Linked DNA regions of Homo sapiens: region 2 is linked to region 1. A link is an interaction called in ENCODE POLR2A ChIA-PET data of the cell type or tissue named here. Cell type or tissue: Panc1. All regions are shown on one strand.

Evidence for each region. Peaks named below come from ENCODE experiments on the same cell type or tissue, not always from the same donor. Only the 100,000 strongest peaks of a DNase experiment are listed, where the experiment ranks them.
Region 2: POLR2A ChIA-PET joins it to region 1 with 7 read pairs; 3 of 35 experiments call an interaction of 5 or more read pairs at or near these places.

The regions. Positions count from the first base shown.
Region 1 is chrX:154,684,929-154,689,928 of GRCh38, reverse strand. The region is part of intron 8 of GAB3 (GRB2 associated binding protein 3); the gene reads left to right. Among named protein-coding and RNA genes, the nearest start is that of CTAG2, 34 kb to the right of the region's middle. In Panc1, no CTCF peak of the experiment used is centred here; no DNase peak of the experiment used is centred here.
Region 2 is chrX:154,736,104-154,741,103 of GRCh38, reverse strand. The region is part of intron 1 of GAB3 (GRB2 associated binding protein 3); the gene reads left to right. Among named protein-coding and RNA genes, the nearest start is that of GAB3, 12 kb to the left of the region's middle. In Panc1, no CTCF peak of the experiment used is centred here; no DNase peak of the experiment used is centred here; H3K27ac peaks cover 3,998 bases.

The DNA of each region.
Region 1 (5,000 bases):
ATGAACTTTAAAGTAGTTTTTTCCAATTCTGTGAAGAAAGGCATTGGTAGCTTGATGGGGATGGCATTGAATCTGTAAATTACCTTGGGCAGTATGGCCATTTTCACGATATTGATTCTTCCTACCCATGAGCATGGAATGTTCTTCCATTTGTTTGTATCCTCTTTTATTTCCTTGAGCAGTGGTTTGTAGTTCTCCCTGAAGAGGTCCTTCATATCCCTTGTAAGTTGGATTCCTAGGTATTTTATTCTCTTTGAAGCAGTTGTGAATGGGAGTTCACTCATGATTTGGCTCTCCGTTTGTCTGTTGTTGGTGTATAAGAATGCTTGTGATTTTTGCACATTGATTTTGTATCCTGAGACTTTGCTGAAGTTGCTTATCAGCTTAAGGAGATTTTGGGCTGAGACAATGGGGTTTTCTAGATATACAATCATGTCGTCTGCAAACAGGGACAATTTGACTTCCTCTTTTCCTAATTGAATAGCCTTTATTTCCTTCTCCTGCCTAACTGCCCTGGCAAGAACTTCCAACACTATGTTGAATAGGAGTGGTGAGAGAGGGCATCCCTGTCTTGTACCAGTTTTCAAAGGGAATGCTTCCAGTTTTTGCCCATTCAGTATGATATTGGCTGTGGGTTTGTCATAGATAGCTCTTATTATTTTGAGATCCGTCCCATCAATACCTAATTTATTGAGAGATTTTAGCATGAAGGGCTGTTGAATTTTGTCAAAGGCCTTTTCTGCATCTATTGAGATAATCATGTGGTTTTTGTCTTTGGTTCTGTTTATATGCTGGATTACATTTACTGATTTGCGTATATTGAACCAGCCTTGCATCCCAGGGATGAAGCCCACTTGATCATGGTGGATAAGCTTTTTGATGTGCTGCTGGATTCGTTTTGCCAGTATTTTATTGAGGATTTTTGCATCAATGTTCATCAAGGATATTGGTCTAAAATTCTCTTTTTTTGTTGTGTCTCTGCCCGGCTTTGGTATCAGGATGATGCTGGCCTCATAAAATGAGTTAGGGAGGATTCCCTCTTTTTCTATTAATTGGAATAGTTTCAGAAGGAATGGTACCAGCTCCTCCTTGTACCTCTGGTATTACTAGATTTTTAAATTTTCTACCTTCTGATGGATGTATATTGGTATCTCAGTGTGGCTCTAACATGTACTTTCCTAATGGTAAATTATGTTGGACATATTTTGGTGTGTTTACTTGCCATCCATATATTTTCTTTGGTGGAGTATCTGTTCAATCTTTTTGCCAATTTTTAAATCAGGTTGTTTGTTTTCTTACATTGAGTTTTGAGAGTTCTTTATATATTCTGTGTACAAGTCCTCCAAAGGGGCCAGCCATGGTGGCTCACGCCTGTAGTCCCAGCACTTTGGGAGGCTGAGGTGGGAGGATCATCTGAGGGCAGGAGTTCGAGACCAGCCTGGCCAACATGGTGAAACCCTGTCTCTACTAAAAATACAAAAATTAGCTGGGCTTGGTAGCACGTGCCTGTAGTCCTAGCTACTCGGGAGGCAGAGGCAGGAGAATTGCTTGAACCCGGGAGGCAGAGGTTGCAGTGGGCCAAGATCATGCCACTGCACTCCAGCCTGGGTGACAGAGTAAGACTCTGTCTCAAAAAAAAAAAACAAAAACAAAACAAAAAAAACCCAAGTCCTCCAATGGATATATAGTTTGCAAATATTTTCTCCGTATCTGGAGCTTGTCTTTCCATTCTCTTCTGTCTTTTGCAGAGCAAACATTTAAAAATTTAATTAAGTCCAATTTATTGATTTTGTTTCCTTAATGGATTGTTATGTCTAAGAACTCTGCCTAACCTTAGTTCATTAGAATTTTCTCCTTTATTTCCTTCTAAAAGAATTATGGTTTTACATTTAGGTCTATGATCCATTTTAAGTTTATTTTTGTATGAGATGTGAGGTGAAGTCGAAGCTGACATTTTGCATATGGATGTCCAAATGTTTCAGTACCATTTATGGAAAATATAATCCTTTCTTCATTGAATTTTCTTTGCACCTCTGTAATAAATCAGTTGGACATATTTGTGTAGATTTTCTATTCTGTTCCATTGTCTCTTTGCCTATGCCATACAGTCTTGATTATTGTAGCTTTGGAGTAAATTTTAAAATCAGGAAGTTTATTTTCTCTAACATCATTCTTGTTTTTAAAACTTGTTTTTGTTATTCTACTTCCTTTGCCTTTCCATGTATAATTAGAGTCAGATGTTCTTTATCTACAAAAATATCCTGCTAAGACTTTTTTTTTTTTTTTTTTTTTTTTGAGACAGAGTCTCGCTCTGTCACCCAGGCTGGAGTGCAGTGGCGCCATCTCGGCTCACTGCAAGCTCCGCCCCCCAGGTTCATGCTGTTCTCCTGCCTCAGCTTCCTGAGTAGCTGGGACTACAGGCGCCCGCCACCACACCTGGCTAAATTTTTGTATCTTTTTTAGTAGAGACGGGGTTTCACCGTGTTAGCCAGGATGGTCTTGATCTCCTGACCTTGTGATCCGCCCGCCTCAGCCTCCCAAAGTGCTGGGATTACAGGCGTGAGCCACCACGCCTGGCCTAACACTTTTTTTTTTAGTTGGAATTGCATTAAATCTATACATACATTTGAGAATTGAGTCTTTACTATTCTGAATCTTCCAATTACTGAGCACAGTATATCTTTCCATTTACTCAGATTGGTTTTTGTTTTTTTTGTTTTGTTTTTTTCTTTTTTTTGAGATAGAGTCTTGCTCTGTCACCCAGGTTGGAGTGCAGTGGCACAATCTCGACTCACTGCAACCTCCCCTTCTCGGGTTCAAGTGATTGTCATGTCTTAGCCACCCAAGTAGCTGGGATTACAGGCACACGCCACCAGGCCTGGCTTACTTTTTTGTATTTTTAGTAGAGACAGGGATTCACCATGTTGGCCAGGCTGGTCTCGAACCCCCGACCTCAAGTGATCCGTCTGCCTCAGCCTCCCAAAGTGCTGGGAATACAGGCATGAGCCATCGCGCCTGGCTCATTTATTCAGATTTTCTTTGATTTTTTTCCCCTCATAATTTTGTAATTTTTACATAGATCTTATGTGTGTCCTATTAGATTTATATCTAAGTATTTCATTTTTGGAACTATTATAAATAGTATTTTTTAAATTTCAGCTTCCAATGACCCATTGGTGGTATATAGAAATATGATTGGCTGAGTTCAGTGGCTCGCACCTGTAATCCCAGGACTTTGTGGAGGCTGATGTGGGAGAATGGCTTGAGCCCAAGAGTTCAAGACCAGCCTGGGCAACAAAGTGAGACCCTGTCTCTACAAAAATGTTATTAAAAATTAACCATGCATAGTAGCTGTGCCTATAGTCCCAGCTAATCAGGAGGCTGAGACAGGAAGATCCCTTGAGCCCAAGAGTTTGAGATTGCTGAATTAACTTATTAATTATAGGAGGTTTTTATTTTCCTCAGATTTCTTGGGATTTTTTTTTTTTTTTGGTAGAGACAGGGTCTTACTATGTTGCCCAGGCTGGTCTTGAACTTCTGAGCTCAAGCCATCCTCCCACCTCAGCCTCCTAAAATGCTGGGATTATAGGCATGAGCCACTGTACCAGGCTTTAAGCCAGTCTTGTATTCTCTAGATAAACCCCATTTGGTCATGGTGTATTATTTCCTTGTATATATTGCTGCATTTCATCTGCTAATATTTTGTTGAGGATTTTCATGTCTGTGTTCCTAATGGGTGTTGATCTTTAGGTTTTTGTAGTGTCTTTGTGTGGTTTTGGTATTAAGGTCATGCCGGGCTCCTCAGGAAGTGTTCTCTCCTCTTCTAGTTTCTGGAACAGATCGTGTAGAATTAGTTTTGTTTATTCTTTAAATTTTTGGTATAATTCACCAGTGAAACCCTCTGGGTGAATTCAATTTCTTTAATACAGGATCATTATCTATTTGATCTCGGGTGAATTATGGTTATTTCCTAGGAGTTTTCTAGTTTTACCTTCACATTTGGATTATACCACCTTGAATTAACTTGTGTGTGCTGTGAGATAGGGGTCAAGACTCATTTTTCCCCATATGTTTATCTAATTGGTTGGCACCATTTATGTAAAATGACTATCATTTACTGACAATTCGGCAGTGCCATCTTTGCCATAAATCAAATATCCATATATGTACGGGTTTTTTATGGACTCTTAATTCTATTCTGTTGGTTTCCCTGTCTATCTTTGAACAATACAAACTCCCTTAGTTGCTGTAGCTTTATAAGACTCAATATCAAGGAAAGTAAGTCCTGCTTTGTTTACCTTCCTCTAGGTTTTTTTTGTTTTTTTTCTTTGACTTTTCTACTCCCATAAAAATTTTAGAAACAATTTTTTAATTTCTACCAAAAAAGGAAAAAAATATTGTTCTCAGCAGGAAGGGTGATCAAAATTACTTTATTCAACATTACTGGAGGTGAAACTACATTTATTCTATTTTTAAAATTTGATGGAACACTTTGGTAGGCAAGATAGCATGAAAAACACCTCTTATTATAAATATGATACATTTTTAAGTCTAAAACTCAGCTGACAAGAAGGGAAGGGAAAAGAAATCTCTGGGGCCAAAAATATTGAGAAACAGCAACCCCCCAAATTAATAAGAATTACAAACAATAGAATCAAATATGGAAGTAGGCAGTTTTTGGAAACACTGGATTTTGAATATAAAATAAGTAGTTTTACTATATTTAAAGAAATAAATGAGAAATTGAAAGTTGGATTAAGTAATGAGATACTATTAAAAATGGCCAAGTAGATTGTAAAAGACCATTTACAACTTGTAGAAATAAAAACAAGAATGAAATTAGAAACTCAATGGATGAGATAAACAGACTAAGCACAAAGAGTGATTTAGTGAGCTGGAAGATAATTTATGAATAAGTTACTAATAAATCAGAACGAGGAGTTAAAAACATGGAGAATATGAAAGAAATTTGGGACATGGAAGATAGAATAAGAAGGTCA
Region 2 (5,000 bases), 51 kb before region 1:
TTTGCTATCGTGAGAATAGCATGGGAAAGACCTGCCTCCATGATTCAGTTATCTCCCACTGGTCCCTCCCACAACATGTGGGAATTATAGTATAGGAGCTACAATTCAAGATGAAGTTTGCATGGAGACACAGCCAAACCATATCTCCGTGGATGCATTCTCTAGTAGGTAGAGGCCAGGGATGCTGCTAAATGTTCTGCAATGCACAGGACGGTCCTCCACCACAATGAATTTGGCCCAAATGGGTCCAAGTGGTGCCAAGAGGGAGAAATTCTGTTCCAGATTGAACAGTGAATTCCTTCAGCTTAAGTGAGAATTCTGTTGATAGATATCTACTTTAATTCTTTCCTGTTATGGTGAAGAGGAAGGCCAGGGACCTGGGTTGGCTATACAGGTAGCTTGTTTTCTGGGTCGTGGGCTACCTCAGCAACTGGAAGTCTCTGTGCTTAGGATCACCACTAAGGGAGGGATCTCCTCCATGAGTCCTATATACCGTGGGAAGGGATTGTCATCCCTCTGTGGAAGTCAGATCACTTGGGCGCCTTGTGACCTCCACTCTCTGATGGGCTCAAGAAAATGAAGATTTTGTGTTTTGTCCAGCTTTTCTCGTCATAGTGGGAAGGATGTTCTTTGCATCTTTTTACATTCCTAGAAGCGGAGAACCCTTATATTTCTTTTCTGAGACAAGTTTCTTGATTTTCTTTTCAGATATATTCCATGCATATACAAGCACATATACTTCCCCATTTTTTGCACAAATGGTAGCACACTATACTCACTATTTTGTAACCTCCTTTCTTAGTAATGTATTTTGGAGATTGGTCCATATCAGTCCATAACAGCTTCATAATATTTCACTATGTGGAGATACTATGATAGAACTTCTCTTGTTTCCAGTCTCATGCTGCTGTAAACAATACTGTGGTAAATATCTTTGTACATTGGTCTTTGTGGTTATGTGCAATTATGCTTGTAAAAAAAACTCTTAGAAGTTGAATTGCTGAGTTGAAGTGCATGTAAACGTATAATGCCAATTTTTACTCTCAGCAACAGAGTATGAAAGTGCTTGTCCTCAAATACAGTGTACTGTTAAATGTTTTTATCTTTGAAAAATCAATAGATGATAAATGGTATCTTGTTTTAATTAAATTTCTTTGTGAGTGAGGTTGAACATCTCTTCAAGTATAAAAGCCATTTATATTTCTGTTTCTAGAAAATTATCTTAAATGTAACCTAAATCTTAAATCCTTCATTGGGTCTGTTTTGGGGCAGTTTTGTTGATCTTCCTGTCAATTCTTCTACTTTTGACTTAGTTTTAAAAATTGCTACCAAATAGGTAATGCAGTCATGTTTCAAAAATTAAAAAATATATTTTAAATGTTTGATGAAAACTTCTTCCACCTCTGTCTTCATCCACCCTATTTACCCTTACCCCCAAATAACCATTTTTTAATTTTTTTCTTTAATCTTTTCAGTATTTCTTTATATGAACACAAGGAAATACATATACAGCTTCTTATTCCTCCTTTTCTTACACAAAAGATACACAATGTTCTGTACATTAGTCTGTTCATTTAAAAATTTATCCTAGAATTGTCTCCATGTCAGTGGCCAGAGTTCATCTTTTTTCTTTTATTGATTTCACTTAATATAATAACCTCCAGTTCCATCCGTGTTGCTGTGAATGACAGGATTTCATTCTTTTTTATGGCTGAATTGTATTCCATTGTGTGTATGTACTACATTTTCTTTTTCCATTCATCCATTAATGGACACTTAGGTTGATTCTGTAGCTTGGCTATTGTGAATAGTGCTGCAATACACATGGATGACGTGAGTATACTTTAAGTATGGTGTAAATATGTAAAAGCAGCTTCTGTTAATGAGTTTCAGGGCATGGTACTGAGAAGCTTTGTTTTTTTAAATCATATATCTTTAATAAAAACTTTAATTTTTGACACTGGGCTCCCACTCCCCACTCCCTCAAAACCTTATCTTTAGTGGGCATGTCATTTCAGGTAACTAGATGATGATTTAATTAGGCAGATAAAAAATACTGTTGTGGGATCTGCCGAAGCAATCTTGAGGTTAAACTGTCAGGAAAGACGATCAGAATCTGTACCTTCATTGTAATGGAGACTGGAAAAGAAAGGATCCATCATTTCTTGCTTCTATAACTGGAGTTGGGAATTCCCCAAATATAGAAAAAGGTGCAGATGCTGGGTGGCCAAAACAACTGACAATGTTACTCCAGATTGCCACTTAGATTCTGGAAGTCAGGTTGATTGGGATGGTATTTGAAGATATCCTTTTTAAAAAAATCTTTCCTAGGCAAGGCGACTTAGTCCAGGGTAATAATGTGAATGCAGCAGAAGGGAAAATATGAGAATATTTTAGAGAAATAATCAATGGGAAATGTTGATTGCTTAATTATAAGGTATGTGAGAGAGGGCGTAATTAAAGATTTTGAACTTGACAGGAGTAGGGACGAGGAGAAGGGTGATTAGCCCAAGATGAATTACAGCAACTCCAATGCTGGCCACATTTTTGCCAGCCATTTGTTATCTGGACACTTCCAATGACAGGAAACCGGTTACATAATATGCTGCCCAAATAATCGTGTGATAGTTCTGACTGCAAGAAATTGGTCCTGGTGTTAACCTCCTTAGAATATACAGAACACCTCTAATTCTTTTTCAATTTGAGAGCCCTGCAAATATCCAATCTAAATGTTGCCAGCTTACTCAGTCATTCCTTAGGATAGAACAGAGTTCTGAGTTCCCTCACTGTCCTGTATATTTCCTCTGAACTGGTACCAGAACTAAATAAACTCCTCCAGGACCATCATTGCTCATCTGGACATCGTGCTTCTGAGAAAGCAGCTGGAGATTCCATTAGCTTTGTTCTGGCAGCCACGCCACACCGTTGACTCACACTGAGCTTCCTGTCAAACGGACTTAGATTTCCTCTGTGTTTCAGCTAAGCTATCTTTTCTCCAGTCTGTTCTTGTGCTATTGCTGTTTTGCTTAAGCCCAGGAACAGGACCTACATTATTACTGTTGAATTTCATCTTTTATTTATTTATTTTTGTAATTGATTCTTTTTTATTTTTTTGAAACAGGATCTCACTCTGTTGCCCAGGCTGGAGTGCAGTGGTGCAATCTCAGCTCATTGCAACCTCCACCTCCCAGGTTCAAGCAGTTCTCCTGCCTCAGCCTCCTGAAAAGCTGGGATTACTGGCGCCTGCCACCATGCCCGGCTAATTTTTGTATTTTTAGTAGAGACGGGGCTTCACCATGTTGCCCAGGCTCGAACTCCTGACCTCAGGTCATCCTCCTGCCTCGGCCTCCCAAAGTGCTGGGATTACACTGCGCCTGGCCTGTAATTGATTTTTTACGCCACATCTTTCTGGACACTGACTATGTCATACAAACACTGTGAGCAAGAGCATGGGAGAAAAGACCCAGTTTGGGGGCAAGCCAGTGAGACTGGTACGTTCAGGCTGGCACATACCGAGTTTGAAGTAACCGTGGGTAAATTTGTCTAGAGCTGAGGGGAGGGACCTGGGCTCCAGATGGAGTTTTGGTGGTTACTGGGGTATAGGAAGTAGTTAAAGTTATCGGGGTGGATGAGATTATCCAAGGAGGGTGTGATGAGTAAGAAGGAAAAGGACCTAGGGCAGAATTTTGGGAGATACCGCAGTTAGAGAGTAAGAGGAAAAGTGTCAGCAAAACTGAGAAGAGATAAGAGGAGAGACCATTAGAGGCGATGGATAACCCTAAATACCTTGCAGTGGTAATGCCAGTCACCCGCCTTTCCTCCCAGGGCTCTGACTGATAGGGCACAGAGAAGGAATGGACAAGGGGCACAAGATAAGGAAGATGGATGCAAAACAGCTGTTTCATCACTGAAAAAGCTGAATTGGAGACAGCTACTTGGGCCTGAAGTCTAAGTGGGGCTTCCGAGTCTTTCTGGTGAAGTGGATTCCCAATATTAATGGTTTAGGAAGAAATGGGTAGCAACGACAGCAAGAAGTGTGGCAGTGGAAGAGAAAGGAGATGAGATGGTAGTTAAAAGTGAAAGACACAAATGGGAGGAAAGTATTTATTCATTTGCAGTGTCAACCAGAAAACCAGTGACCCAGGCTATCAGACCCAGGCCTGATAAAGAAAGAAATACAACCAAGTGATGAGATGGACTCGAAGTCAACAATTTTCCAAAGGGCTAACTACATCTTTAGGGCCTGAAGTGTGTGTTTTAGATGAGTTCTGCCAATAGGTATTTGTGAGATTGAGGATAAAGTGCACAGGTTAGAAGTCTTAATAGGAAAAATCCTTGGACTGGTTCCTCCACAGGCCAAATGCTTTGGGACAAGCTCTCTAAATGGCAGAGAGGTCACTCAGGTCCAACCCTGGCTTATTCTCCCTGCCCCTGCATTTGATGAATACCTTAAACCTTTACCGTGAATCGGATACAAGACTTTAAGATCTTAGCACCAAAATACGTACACACCACAGAAAAGCAGAAAGAAAACTTCAAGTCTAGCATTTTACTCTTTTTAAATTGGAAGATGGCAGTATGTGGATCCACTTGGCTCTAGATGATAACAGTCAGCACTCAAATATGTTGTTATTTTCTGAGAGAATAATATAATGAACTCTTCCTAGGTGGTATTATTGTACTTCCATTAGGAGGAAAATCGTATCTGGTTGTCTCCCTTTTTGTGATTGTAGCAGCCACTGATGCTTAATGCTTAAATTGATTAATTCATTAAGGATTACAAATGGTGAGATTCTATTTCTCATTCGCTCCTAATCAAGTGTTTACTCCACCACTCCATCAAAACTGCTCTTGTCAAGGTTGACTAATGTCCTGCGTCATGGGTTTGTTGTGAGGATGAAGTGAGTTATATGTAATGCACTTCATAAGTAGCCAATAAAGGTGACCAATTCATATTGTATTACTAGCACCGCTAGTACTAGTACCACGGAAAGATATTG